2 separate regions of the Homo sapiens genome follow, and region 1 is linked to region 2. Evidence: read pairs that join two places in POLR2A ChIA-PET (ENCODE). Cell type or tissue: B cell. All regions are shown on one strand. Links, peaks and the distances in the headings refer to the core of each region. The heading gives the core; the rest is flanking DNA. Region 1 has its middle 8.3 kb from the start of LINC02265. Region 2 overlaps SMIM14 (small integral membrane protein 14).

The links. Peaks named below come from ENCODE experiments on the same cell type or tissue, not always from the same donor. Only the 100,000 strongest peaks of a DNase experiment are listed, where the experiment ranks them.
Region 1: POLR2A ChIA-PET joins it to region 2 with 7 read pairs; 2 of 35 experiments call an interaction of 5 or more read pairs at or near these places.

The regions. Positions count from the first base shown.
Region 1 is chr4:40,295,520-40,302,344 of GRCh38, forward strand. No RefSeq gene overlaps it. Among named protein-coding and RNA genes, the nearest start is that of LINC02265, 8.3 kb to the right of the region's middle. RefSeq lists an enhancer at 4,720-4,849. In B cell, for the core only: no CTCF peak of the experiment used is centred there; DNase peaks (open chromatin) are centred at 3,342, 4,634, 4,832 and 5,432; H3K4me3 peaks cover 705 bases; H3K27ac peaks cover 2,275 bases.
Region 2 is chr4:39,593,665-39,600,489 of GRCh38, forward strand. All of the region lies in intron 2 of SMIM14 (small integral membrane protein 14), which reads right to left. UGDH-AS1 (UGDH antisense RNA 1) reads left to right here. Exons shown (of 5, transcript NR_047679.1): 5 at 1-1,043. Among named protein-coding and RNA genes, the nearest start is that of SMIM14, 42 kb to the right of the region's middle. In B cell, for the core only: no CTCF peak of the experiment used is centred there; no DNase peak of the experiment used is centred there; H3K27ac peaks cover 1,830 bases.

The DNA of each region.
Region 1 (6,825 bases), core at 841-5,840, 700 kb after region 2:
CTCCGCCTCCATCTCCATCTCCACCTCCATCTCCATCTCTGCCTCCATCTCCACCTCCATCTCCATCTCCATCTCTGCCTCCATCTCCATCTCCATCTCTACCACCATCTCCGTCTCCATTTCTGCCTCCATCTCCATCTCCGTCTCTGCTTCCATCTCCATCCCCATCTCTGACTCCATCTCCATCTCCATCTCTGCCTCCATCTCCACCTCCATCTCCATCTCCGTCTCTCGCCACCTCCACCTCCATTTCTATCTCCCTCTCTGTCTCCATCTCCACCTCCACCTCCATCTCCATCTGTCATCTATTCCCATCTCTCTATCATCTACCTATCAATTGATCCATATTAATTTTAAAGAATTGGCTCACATTTTAGGGAGTCTGGCAAATCCAAAGCTTGGGAGCAGGCTAGAAACACAGGAAGAGTTAATGTTTCAGTGCAAGTCTGAAGGCAGTTCGCAGACAGAATTCCCTCTTTCTCAAGGGAGTCAGTCTTTTTTCTCTTAAGGACTTCAACTGATCGAATGAGACCCACTCACATTACAGAGGGTAATCTGCTTTACTCAAAGTCCACACATTTAAATGTCAATCTTATCTAAAAAATACCTTCACAGCAACATCCAAACTGCTGTTTGACCAAATATCTGGGTACCATGGCCTAGCCAAGTGGACAGACAAAATTAACCACAGCTGCATACATTTTTTTTTTTAGGTGAGTTTTGCTCTTGTTGCCCAGGCTGGAGTGCAGTGGTGTGATCTCAACTCACTGCAACCTCTGCCTCATGGGTTCAAGCAATTCTCCTGCCTCAGCCTCCCAAGTAGCTGGGATTACAGGCACCTGCCATCATGCCTAGCTAATTTTGTATTTTTAGTAGAGATGGGGTTTCACCATGTTGGCCAGGCTGGTCTGGAACGCCTAACCTCAAGTGATCTGCCCACCTCGAGCCTCCCAAAGTGCTGGGATTACAGGTGTGGTCCATGGCAGCAGGCCAGCCAACCTAATTTTATCTACTGGGTTCTTGCATATAATTTTTTGTTTGTGGAAAGGATTCTGTGGGGAGGGAAAACATTTGAAGGGTTCTCTTTTGGTAGGTAACTGCTCATAGTTTACTGCATATACCATGTCATTACTCATCCTTTGATGTGGACTGAATGTTTATACCCCCCTAAAATTCATGCTTTGAAGGCCAGGTGTGGTGGCTCATGCCTGTAATTCTAGTACTTTGGGAGGCCGAGGCAGGTGGATCATCTGAGGTCAGGAGTTCGAGACCAGACTGGCCAACATGGTGAAACCTGTCTCTACTAAAAATACAGAAATTAACCAGGTGTGGTGGCATGCACCTGTAATCCCAGCTACTTGGGAGGCTGAGGCAGGAGAATGGCTTGAACCCAGGAGGCGGAGGTTGCAGTGAGCCAAGATTGTGCCATTGCACTCCAGCCTGGGCGACAAGAGTGAAACTCTGTCTCAAAAAAAAAAAAAAAAAAAAAAAAAAAAATTCATACTTTGAAATCCTAATCACAACATGATAATATTAGAGGGGGGATGCCTTCGGGAAGTAATTAGGTCATGAAAATGAAGCCCCATGGTGGGATTAGTGCCCTTTTAAAAAGAGGAAGAGACACCAGAGCTCTATCCCTGGGCTGCTGCCCTGGCACCCCTGCTGTATGAGAGTACAGCAAGAAGGTGGCTGTTTGCAAGCCAGAAAGTGAGCCTTCACCAGATACTGAGTCTACTGGCACCATAATCTTAGACTTCCAACCTTCAGAACTGTGAGAAATAAAAGCTGTTGTTTAAGCCACCCAGTCTATGCTATTTTGCCATAGGAGCCAGAGATGACTAAGAAATTTCTCAATAAATTCCACTTCTAAGAATTAGCCAATCCGAAGGCCAGGGTGGGCTAATATACTGTGCCTGTGCTCCTACTGAGCCACGTGGCTGAGCATTAATGTGTGGCTGGTGCTATACTAAATACTTGCTGTATTAAATTAAAAGGATGCTTGTTTATGTGTGTACTTTGCACATTAGGAAATTCCTCAAGACAGGGATGGTTTCTTTATTGCCTCAGCATCTGGTGTAGTTGGAGATCAAAACAGTGTGAATGTCCATGTATGCATCTGTGTGTGTGTGTGTGTGTGTGTGTGTGTGAGAGAGAGAGAGAGAGAGAGAGAGAGACAAAGAGAGAGAGAGAGACAAAGAGAAAGAGAGAAGAAAAGTGAATGGAACCAGTCCTTGGAAAAGGCAGCTATCCTCCCATGTCTATCTTGAGCACCACCACCCCTAAGAAACCTATCCTGACTGTTGTAGTCCTCACTGATCTCCATCTAACAAACCTCTACAACATCTTGCATCTGTACCACATGGCTGAGCGTTAATTTATCCTCCATCTTTATTTTCCTAGACCTAAAAATCCCACTGATTAAGTCAATTTAAAAAATATTGAACGTTAAAAACTAAATTTAGAGTGTTAAAAAGGTCCCAGAGATAACCACAGTAACTCTTTGGAGTAATTTCTTTCAGTCTCTCTTTTTTCGTTGTTTGTTTTGAAACAGGGTCTTGCTTTGTCACCCAGGCTGTAGTGCACCCTCAACCTCCTGGGCTCAAGTGATCCTCCTGCCTCAGCCTCCTGAGCAGCTGTGACTATAGGCATGCGCCACCACACCTGGCTAATTAAAAACAATTTTTTTTTTGTAGAGATGGCATCTTGTTATATTGCCCAAGCTGATCTCGAACTTTTGGGTTCAAGTGATCCTCCTGCCTTGGCCTCCTAAAATGCTGGGATTACAGGCTTGAGCCACAGTGCCTGGCCTTCAGTCTCTTTTTTATGTGTGTACATATATGTATGGATTATTGTCATAATTTATATTCATTGAGCATGCTCTATTCGATTGCTCTTAGTATTTGAAGTTCATTTACATATCAACACTTGTATGAGGAAAGTATTATTATCTCCACTTTAGACATGAAAAAACCAAGACAAAGAGAGTTTACATAATTTGTTCAAGTCACAGTTAGCAAGGTAGTAGAGCCCTGTGTGCCTGTGTGTTTGTCTGTATATATATGTGTATTAGTCTGTTTTCATACTGCTATAAAGAACTGCTCAAGACTGGGTAGTTTATAAGAAAAGAGGTTTAATTGGCTCAGTTCCACATGGCTGGGGAGGCCTCAGGAAACTTACAATCATGGCGGAAGAGGAAGGGGAAGCAAAGACTTTCTTTACAGGGTGGCAGGAAAGAGAGAGTGAGCAAGAGCAGGGAAAACTGCCTTATAAAACCATCAGATCTCATGAGAACTCACTCACTATCACAAGAACAGCATGGGGGAATCCACCTCTATGATCCAATCACCTCTCACCTGGTGATCTGGAGCTGCTGAGGCTTGCAATGTTCACTTCCACAAGTGTCAAGGGCCAATAACTTTGCTAACACTCCTGGAAAATGCTTGGTGTTGCCTGATGGTTTGCTGACAACCTCTGTGTTAGTATTTACAGCCTGACATGCTGCACCTGCCTAGGGATCAGGCTCTGCTTCTCTATTGGCCCCAGTCTTGCTTCAAAGAGGCCTTCAAGGGTCAATCCATGACAAAGCTTTCCTAGTTTTGATGGCTTAGGGAGCTAAAGAATACTTCTCAGGCTTATTCCAATGGAAGGCTACCTCGCCACTTTTTCCTCAGGAGAAAGCATAAAGTGACTCCTATTTCTAGTTCTTATTACAGTTATTTTTATTTCACTTACTTAATTTATTAAGAGAAAGGGTCTTGCTCTGTTGCCCATGCTAGGGCACAGTGCTGCCATCACGGCTTACTGCAGCCTCAAGTCTCTGGACAAAAGCAAGCCTCCTGCTTCAGCCTCCGGAGTAGCTGGGACCACAGGTGTGTGCCACCACGCGTAGCTAATTTTTTTAAAATTTTTTCTAGAGATGGGGTTCTCTCTATGTTGTTCAGGTGGTCTCAAACTCCTAGGCTCAAGCGATCCTCCTGCCTTGGCCTCCCAACATGTTGGGATTATAGGCATGAGCCACTGCACCCAGCCTATTTTAAAATAAATTAATAAAAATGAGTGTTCCAAGTATTTATTGCAGTATAACAAACGACTCCAAACTTAGAGGCAAACACAATAATTATTTCTTATTGATTGGGTTCAGGAAGTGGTTCTCACTTGGAGCCTCTCATGAGGTGCAGTCAGATCGTGACTGAGGCTGGGGTCATCCCAAAGTCTGGCTTGTTCATTAGGACTTCTCCTGGGACTGAGGACCAGAGCACCTATACCCAACCTCTCCATTGTCACGTGAGTTTCCTCCTACCATGGGAGGCAGAATTGAAAAGCAAGCATCCTGAGAGATAGCCAAGGTAAATATCCTTTGTAATGTAACTTTGGAAGTCACCCAGTGTCACTAAGCCCAGCCCATATTCAAGGGTAAGGGAATTGGACCGCACCTCTCATTGTGGGCAGAGTCAAAGAATTTTGAGACCGGTTTTAAAACCATTATATGTAGAATTTCTGCAAACTTTATGGTTCTCATCAAGGAGTGGGCATTCCTCAGTTCACTGCTCACAGTGAACTCATTCTCTGAAATGTCCTGGGGCACATGTAGATCTTCAGCACACTGACTGGTTCTCAGAGGTCTATGATGCCATCTATCTCCTGGATTTTGTCACTGTCTCCAAACATCCTTGATGGCTCTGAAAGTGTTTTGTAGGGCCCCCTGCACATGCGTGGGGCATGCAGCTTTGAAGGGGAAAGACCACTTGAGGAGGATGAGTTTTTCTCTGTCTTGTGGGCTTCCCCTGCCCAGATCAGCCACAGAGAGGTGGCTGATCCTTTGGGATATGATGATGTTGCTAATAATACTTACCATTTATTGAGCTCTTCCTGCAAGCGGGACACCATGCAAAGCATGGTACCTGCATTACCTCATTTAACTTCTCTTCTTACCAGCCGTAAGTGGTAAGGAATATTTTTATCCATTTTTACATATGAGAAGATGGACATATGTAAAGTGACCATCTGGCCAGAATGGTCAAGGGATTTGCTCAAGACACACATCTCTACTAGTAGATAGAGCCTGGATTTGAATGCAGGTATATTTGCCTCAGACGGCAGCATAGTGATTTTGAGTTTGAACACTGAGGTCAGACTACTTGGGCTTGATTCCTCGCTTTGGGCAATCTTCGACAACCTCTTTGTATTTCAATTTCCTCTTTGGTAGAGGGGAGACGATAAACATATATATATCTCAACCTCATGGGGTTTTAGCATTAAATGGGAGCTATTTAAGGTATTTAGTATTTGGCAAGTATTAATTATTTCTCCTTCTTTACGATTTATGTCAGGTGGGGGTAGTGATTTACTCAAAAGAATAATATGCCAGAAATCCAGAGGTCTAAGGAAATACAGCATAAGGAACTGCCAGAGACCTGCTGTCAGACCTCAGCATTCAGTGACTCATTTCAGCCTCTGAGTTCCCATCTGCAAAATGGGCACAAGACTGGGACCTTTTTTTTTTTTTTTTGAGACCAAGTCTCACTCTGTTGCCTAGGCTGGAGTGCAGTGGCACGATCTTGACTCACTGCGACCTCTGCCTCCTGGGTTCAAGCAATTATCCTGCCTCAGCCTCCCAAGCAGTTGGGATTATAGGTGCCTGCCACCACTCCTGGCTAATTTGTTTATTTATTTTGAGTAGAGATGGGGTTTCACAATGTCGGCCAGGCTGGTCTCGAAGTCCTAATCTCAGCCTCCCAAAGAGCTGGGATTACAGGCATGTGCCACCGCGCCTGGCCTAGACTGGGACTTCTTGTGGATGAACAGAGGAAACACTTCTCCACGTGGCATCCCAGTCCTTTCTCTACTTCCAGAGCCAATTAAATCTGCCGACCACTCAGCAATCCAAATACAAATGATACATCATGGAAACTGACTGAGGAACACAGAGGCAGAAAGGAGGGTTGGTGAGAAACCCTCTCCACCTTCTTATGGGACTCAAAACACTGTCTAATTCACAGAGTGACTAGATATTGGTCTTGTCTTTTGGGGTTAAACCCTGGACAGTGGGGTATGACTTCTTGAAATGTGTCTATACTGCAGCCAAGCTCTGCAATCGGTGCAGTAGGATTTTATCTGTTGTCTATATAAGTAACATGATGGCTGGGGCTGGAAAGGGCCCAGTGCACAGCCAGGCAGGTGGGGTGGCCCACACTTGCCTGTCGCTGTTGCTCAGCTCCGGATCAGCACTGTCTTCCGAACCCAAAGAGGCTGGGAGATATTTTTACAAAGGCCCTGGGTCTATGTGTGTGGTTGAGCCCCCTCCCAGACAGGCTGATTTGTGAATGTGCTGAACTCCAGAGCACCAGTAGCCTAACCACAGAGCGGTGTTTTGTTTCTCTACCGGATACACCTGCCAAAAAGGCAGGGTTCACTTGTGCTGCAGGCTCCGGTTTGTTTTACTTTTAAAAAGATTGCACCCTCTAGATAAACCAGGGTGCACAGTTGTGTTATGGAGAACCAGTTGAGGTTGGAGAGTAATGAAATTGATTTTATTTTCTTTTGGGACAATTCTATACAATTTTTCCTTATTCAAATGAGCATTCTCCATATTCATATCAGTCGTTAGTTCCCAAATTGTACCCCGACAAGAGGATTTTAGGGATACAAAGGATCAAGAGCATTGAGTCACACACTGAGAAAGTTAGTCCCTTTTCAAATGTTTTCAATCTTTCTGGTTTTGTCAAGAAAAAGTCTTCGTTTGAAGCTATCTTTAACACCTAACATCTACTTCTCTCCCTTTATACATAACAAAACCAAAGTGAGTGCAGACCTTGGAATTAGTCT
Region 2 (6,825 bases), core at 1,070-6,069:
CCCAAAATCTCCTTAAGCTGATAAGCAACTTCAGCAAAGTCTCAGGATACAAAATCAATGTACAAAAATCACAAGCATTCTTATACACCAATAACAGACAAACAGAGAGCCAAATCATGAGTGAACTCCCATTCACAGTTGCTTCAAAGAGAATAAAATACCTAGGAATCCAACTTACAAGGGATGTGAAGGACCTCGTCAAGGAGAACTACAAACCACTGCTCAATGAAATAAAAGAGGATACAAACAAATGGAAGAATATTCCATGCTCATGGGTAGGAAGAATCAATATCATGAAAATGGCCATACTGCCCAAGGTAATTTATAGATTCAATGCCATCCCCATCAAGCTACCAATGACTTTCTTCATAGAATTGGAAAAAACTACTTTAAAGTTCATATGGAACCAAAAAAGAGCCCGCATTGCCAAGTCAATCCCAAGCCAAAAGAACAAAGCTGGAGGCATCACGGTACCTGACTTCAAACTATACTACAAGGCTACAGTAACCAAGACAGTATGGTACTGGTACCAAAACAGAGATATAGATCAATGGAACAGAACAGAGCCCTCGGAAATAACGCCGCATATCTACAACTGTCTGATCTTTGACAAACCTGAGAAAAACAAGCAATGGGGAAAGGATTCCCTATTTAATAAATGGTGCTGGGAAAACTGGCTAGCCATATGTAGAAAGCTGAAACTGGATCATTTCCTTACACCTTACACAAAAATTAATTCAAGATGGATTAAAGACTTAAACGTTAGACCTAAAACCATAAAAACCCTAGAAGAAAACCTAGGCATTACCATTCAGGACATAGGCATGGGCAAGGACTTCATGTCTAAAACACCAAAAGCAATGGCAACAAAAGCCAAAATTGACAAATGGGATCTAATTAAACTAAAGAGCTTCTGCACAGCAAAAGAAACTACCATCAGAGTGAACAGGCAACCTACAAAATGGGAGAAAATTTTTGCAACCTACTCATCTGACAAAGGGCTAATATCCAGAATCTACAATGAACTCAAACAAATTTACAAGAAAAAAACAAACAACCCCATCAAAAAGTGGGCAAAGGACATGAACAGACACTTCTCAAAAGAAGACATTTATGCAGCCAAAAGACACATGAAAAAATGCTCACCATCACTGGGCATCAGAGAAATGCAAATCAAAACCACAATGAGATACCATCTCACACCAGTTAGAATGGCGATCATTAAAAAGTCAGGAAACAACAGGTGCTGGAGAGGATGTGGAGAAACAGGAACACTTTTACACTGTTGGTGGGACTGTAAACTAGTTCAACCCTTGTGGAAGTCAGTGTGGCGATTCCTCAGGGATCTAGAACTAGAAATACCATTTGACCCAGCCATCCCATTACTGGGTATATACCCAAAGGACTATAAATCATGCTGCTATAAAGACACATGCACACGTATGTTTATTGCGGCACTATTCACAATAGTAAAGACTCGGAACCAACCCAAATGTCCAACGATGATAGACTGGATTAAGAAAACGTGGCACATATACACCATGGAATACTATGCAGCCATCAAAAATGATGAGTTCATGTCCTTTGTAGGGACATGGATGAAATTGGAAATCATCATTCTCAGTAAACTATTGCAAGAACAAAAAACCAAACACCGCATATTCTCACTCATAGGTGGGAATTGAACAATGAGAACACATGGACACAGGAAGGGGAACATCACACTCTGGGGACTGTTGTGGGGTGGGGGGAGGGGGGAGGGATAGCTTTAGGAGATATACCTAATGCTAAATGACAAGTTAATGGGTGCAGCACACCAGCATGGCACATGTATACATATGTAACTAACCTGCACATTGTGCACATGTACCCTAAAACTTAAAGTATAATAATAATAAAATAAAAGAGTTTCTTCTTCAATGAAAACGTTTTCTGTAACTACGATTTTTTTTTTTTTTTTTTGAGACAGAGTCTCACTCTGTGGCCCAGGCCAGAGTGCAGTGGCACAATCTTGGCTCACTTCAACCTCTGCCTCCTGGGCTCAAGCGATTCTCCCACCTCAGCCTCCTGAGTAGCTGGGATTACAGGCACGCGTCATCACACCTGGCTAATTTTTTTTATTTTCGGTAGAGAAGGGGTTTTACCATGTTGCCCAGGCTGGTTTCAAACTCCTAGACTCAAGTGATCGGTGGCCTCTGCCTCCTTTGGGAAGAGTGCTGAGTTTACAGGGGTGAGCCACCATGCCAGGCCTGTAATTACTAATTTTTGTATATATCTGTACAAGGTGCTTAGAAGTTTTATTTTTAGGTTAATTATTTGAGTGGGTAATGCATTCACATGGTTTTAAAATATAAAAATACACTGAAGAGTATGCCTCCTGCTCCTTCCTCCTACTCCTCTACCCCACCCTTGATTGCATATATAGTGCCTTTTTTTCTTTCTTTCTTTGAGATGGAGTTTTGCTCTTGTTGCCCAGGCTGGAGTGCAATGGCGTGATCTCGGCTCACCGCAACCTCCACCTCCCAGGTCCAAGCGATTCTCCTGCCTCAGCCTCCCAAGTAGCTGGGATTACAGGCATGTGCCACCACGCCTGGCTAATTTTGCATTTTTAGTAGAGACATGGTTTCTCCATGTTAGTCAGGCTGGTCTCGAACTCCCGACCTCAGGTGATCCACTTGCCTCGGCCTCCCAAAGTGCTGGGATTACAGGCGTGAGCCACCGGGCCCGGCCGCATATATAGTGCTTTTTAAGGTGCTTAAAGGAGACCAACCAAGAAGAACATGATGCTGAAGCAACAGCCTAAAACTAAATGGTCAGGACTGAACATGTCTCTGCCACTCTCTGGTCAGTTCCAACACCTGGGAAAACTAACTTACTTCAGTTTCCTTATCTGTAAAAAGAAATCCTAGTACTTACATTAGAGGTTTTCAATGGACTAGGCCCCCTTCAAACCCTCCCCACTGTAACCACTGTTTGAGGTATATCCCTTTGAACCTTTTTTACTATTTGCAAAAACATTGTACTGACTTCAGCAATACACAAGCCTACAAAGTCTTCGTTATGGCACTCACTAGCACTTCTCTGATACTTCTAAAATATCAGTTTATCAAATTCTCTTTGTATTTCTAATAGTTTTGCATTCTCACCGTCATCCAGGCTGGAGTGTAGTGGTGCAATCACACCTCATTGCAGCCTTGACTTCCCAGGCTCAAGCAATCCTCTGACCTCAGCCTCTGAAGGAGCTGTGACTATAGGTATGTGCCAAGATGCCCCGCTAATTTTTGTATTTTTTGTAGAAAAGGGATTTTGCCGTATTGCCCAGGCTGGTCTTGAACTCCTAGGTTCAAGCAATCTGCCTGCCTTGGCCTCCCAAAGTGCTGGGATTACAGGGATGAGCCACGGTGCCCGGCCCAGGTTTCCCTTTTTTTTTTTTTTTTTTTTTAGCCTACTTCTTCTATCATTCTAAGGTTCCCCAGTGCATCCATATGACTCCCTAGAGTATTCTGGACATCTGAGAAGCAGATTTTTGGTTGTTGTGATTGGCTTGCATCCTACATGGCTTAAAAATGTCCTACTAGACACTCACAAAAATGAAAACCCTGAGCCTATAATCTAACTTCATCTGACAGAAAAATATAATTTTCAGATGGTATTGACTTTTCAAGGAATTAAACTGGACTTTAGCATTTAAATCAGGGAAAATTGTACTTAGTTTTATTTAAAGCTCTACCAAGACCTGTCCTCCATTTCAGAAAGTCATTGTCACTGGTGGTATTTTTTTTTTTTTTTTTTTTTTGGAGACGGAGTCTGGCTCTGTTGCCCAGGCTGGAGCACAGTGGCACCATCTAAGCTCACTGCAAGCTCTGCCTCCGGGGTTCAAGTGATTCTCCTGCCTCAGCCTCCCGAGTAGCTGGGATTACAGGCACCTGCCACCACACCCAGCTAATTTTTGTATTTTTAGTAGAGACAGGGTTTCACCATGTTGGCCAGACTGTCACTGGTGGTATTTAAACCCAACAAAACAAACATGTATGAGTCTGCATTTATAACCGTAATGTTCATGATTTTTCCTATTAGTAAGTATTTACTTCATCTTGTCTTCTAATGTAGCTGTACCTCACTACATCATGGTCCTTTTATTTTCTTCAACTACTTTGCCTGTTTTTCTGCTCACATTAATGAAGGACTAGCTCAATGAACAGTTAGGGCATACAAACAGCTTCCCTAATCAAGGAAGTATGCAGGCAGGCTAAAGAGCCTCTTAACTCTCAAAATAGGGAAGACTTCATTACAAGACTTTATATCATATTTCATTCCAAAACCAAGTGTTTTTTCTCTTCCTTCTCACTTTATTTACAACCACTATAGAGTTCAGGGTTTCCTTGGTTTCCCTCTTGGTCCTTAACATGCAACTAGGAGTCCTCCCCACAAAAAGTTTTCTACTTGTCTTAGACAGCAACTCTCGTGGTTTTAGCCTGGTAGCAAAGGCCTAAGCCAGTTACCTTATACTGCATAGAAGGGAAAAGAGGCACAACAGATCCAGCTACTCAATAGACCTATTCCTCCTTTTTGTACTCACTGAAAGGTTTTGCTTTCTGTTTTGTGTGGTAGTTTTAATTGTTTTAGTTATTCGTGTACACAATTTAGAGTCAAACAGTTCTATAAGGTTTGTTCTGAAAAACAGTAATTTTTCATCCTCCTACCCACTTCTCCCTCCAGAGGCAACCATTTTCAACTTTTAGCTGATTGTTTTACTGCTTACCTCCATGTCTTTTATATATAAATATGCATTATTGCTACTTCTTGATTTTTCCATGTTAAATACCCATAGATGTACCAGTATAGAGTATGAAGATCTGCTTCTCCTCCCTGACCCCGTGTATACTCTTTCCATCCCCTAATAATGGTTGTATCATAAAGTTGTTTAGTTCAGTACTCAGTTATCAATTATAACTACATAAACGTTCACAGTTGAGCCACACAGTAAACTATACTGTAATTACTTTTTCTTTTCTGTACTACTTAATGTGTTTCTTTAAAGTTAGTACTTTTTTTGCATTTTTCTATGACTTTTCAAAACTTGTTTACAGTTCCCTAGATCACAAGATGTCTAGACTCACCAGGTATTCTACCAATTCATCTTTCTAAAAAAGTCTCTCCCAGAGCCATGTGACCCCCACACCCCCATCCACCGCCCCCCTGCAACTAAGCCAGCTCCCTGTAGTCCTGATGCACAGCTGCCACCCTGGGATGTCCCTTCACCATTATCCTGGAAGGTACTTTGTTTCTCGTATGTGCTAGATCTGCTTTCTACACTCAAAATCCTAGTCTTCTTTCTTGGCTTATGCCTTCATTTCGGTGAAAAATAGCTCATCCTCTAGGAACTTCCTATGAAAGCATACTCCCCCAACTTGATTGAGAGATTGGCTGGATACAGAATGCTGGACTGGTAATGACTTCCCTTCAGGATTTTGAAGCCACTGTGCCAATGCCTTCTAGTTTCCAGTTTTGCTGTTGAGAAGTCTAAAGTCGTTTAGATTCTTGACCCTTAGTGTGTGACCTGTTTTCCAGGAACAGCAAGGGGGCCAGAATTGTTAGAACAAAGTGGGCAAAGGAGAAGAGTAGGGTGGAAGGGGATAGATCACACAGGACCATGTAAATTTCATTTTTTTTTACTCTGAGTCTCATGGAAGCTACTGTAGGATTCTGAGCAAAGGAGAAACATTACTGACTTAACTAAAATGGATCACTTCAACTGCTGTAGTGAGACTAAACTTGAGGGGGCTTGGGGGTAGCAAGAGGGCAGAAACAAGGTGATCCATAAAGAGGCTAAATGCAGCAATCCAGGCAAGAGATGATGGTAGATTAGACCAAGGTGTTGCACTGGAGGTGTGAAAAATGGCTGGATTCTGGATGTATTTTTAAGGTTGACCCAAAGGATGGTTCTGCATCAGATGTGGGTTGAAAGAAGAGGGTAGGCTGGGCACAGTGGCTCACACCTGTAATCCCAGCACTTTGGGAGGCTGAGGCGGGTGGATCACGAGGACAAGAGATCGAGACCATCCTGGCCAACATGATGAAACCCCGTCTCTACTAAAATTACAAAAATTAGCTGGGCATGGTAGCGCGCACCTATAGTCCCAGCTACTTGGGAGGCTGAGGCAGGAAAATTGCTTGAACCCGGGAAGCGGAGGTTGCAGTGAGTCGAGATCGTGCCACTGCACTCCAGCCTGAACAACAGAGTGAGACTCCGTCTCAAAAACAACAACAAAAAAAAAAAAAAAAAAGAAAAAGAGGGTAAAAGATAATTGAACTGAAATTGTTACCTGAACATTCAGAATAAGCTTAGGGGCAAGATAAATTTGGTTACACACATGTCAAATTTAAAATGCCTATTAGTTTCTAAATGGAAAAGATGTGTCAACATTTGGATATACAAAGACCTGGAATCCAGAAGCATGAGCATCTTAGCCCAGCTGGCATTGGGGCATGACTTTGGCTCTTGTTTTGACAACTTACCCTCCCTTTTATCCTATTTCCCATGCCAGGCTCTCCAATGTGAGCTACAAAATACACTTTAATAACTCCTTTCTCAAACTCCTGGCCTCAAGTGATCCACCTGCCTCAGCCTCCCAAAGTGATGAGATTATAGGCATGAGCCACCGTGCCCAGCCTAATCATCCAGAATTTCTATTACTCATAATGAAGAACCTTAACTGATAACACTATTAAATCAGGAAAAGGGCCGGGTGTGGTGGCTGAAACCTGTAATCCCAGCACTTTGGGAGGCCGAGGCGGGTGGATCACCTGATGTCAGGAGTTTGA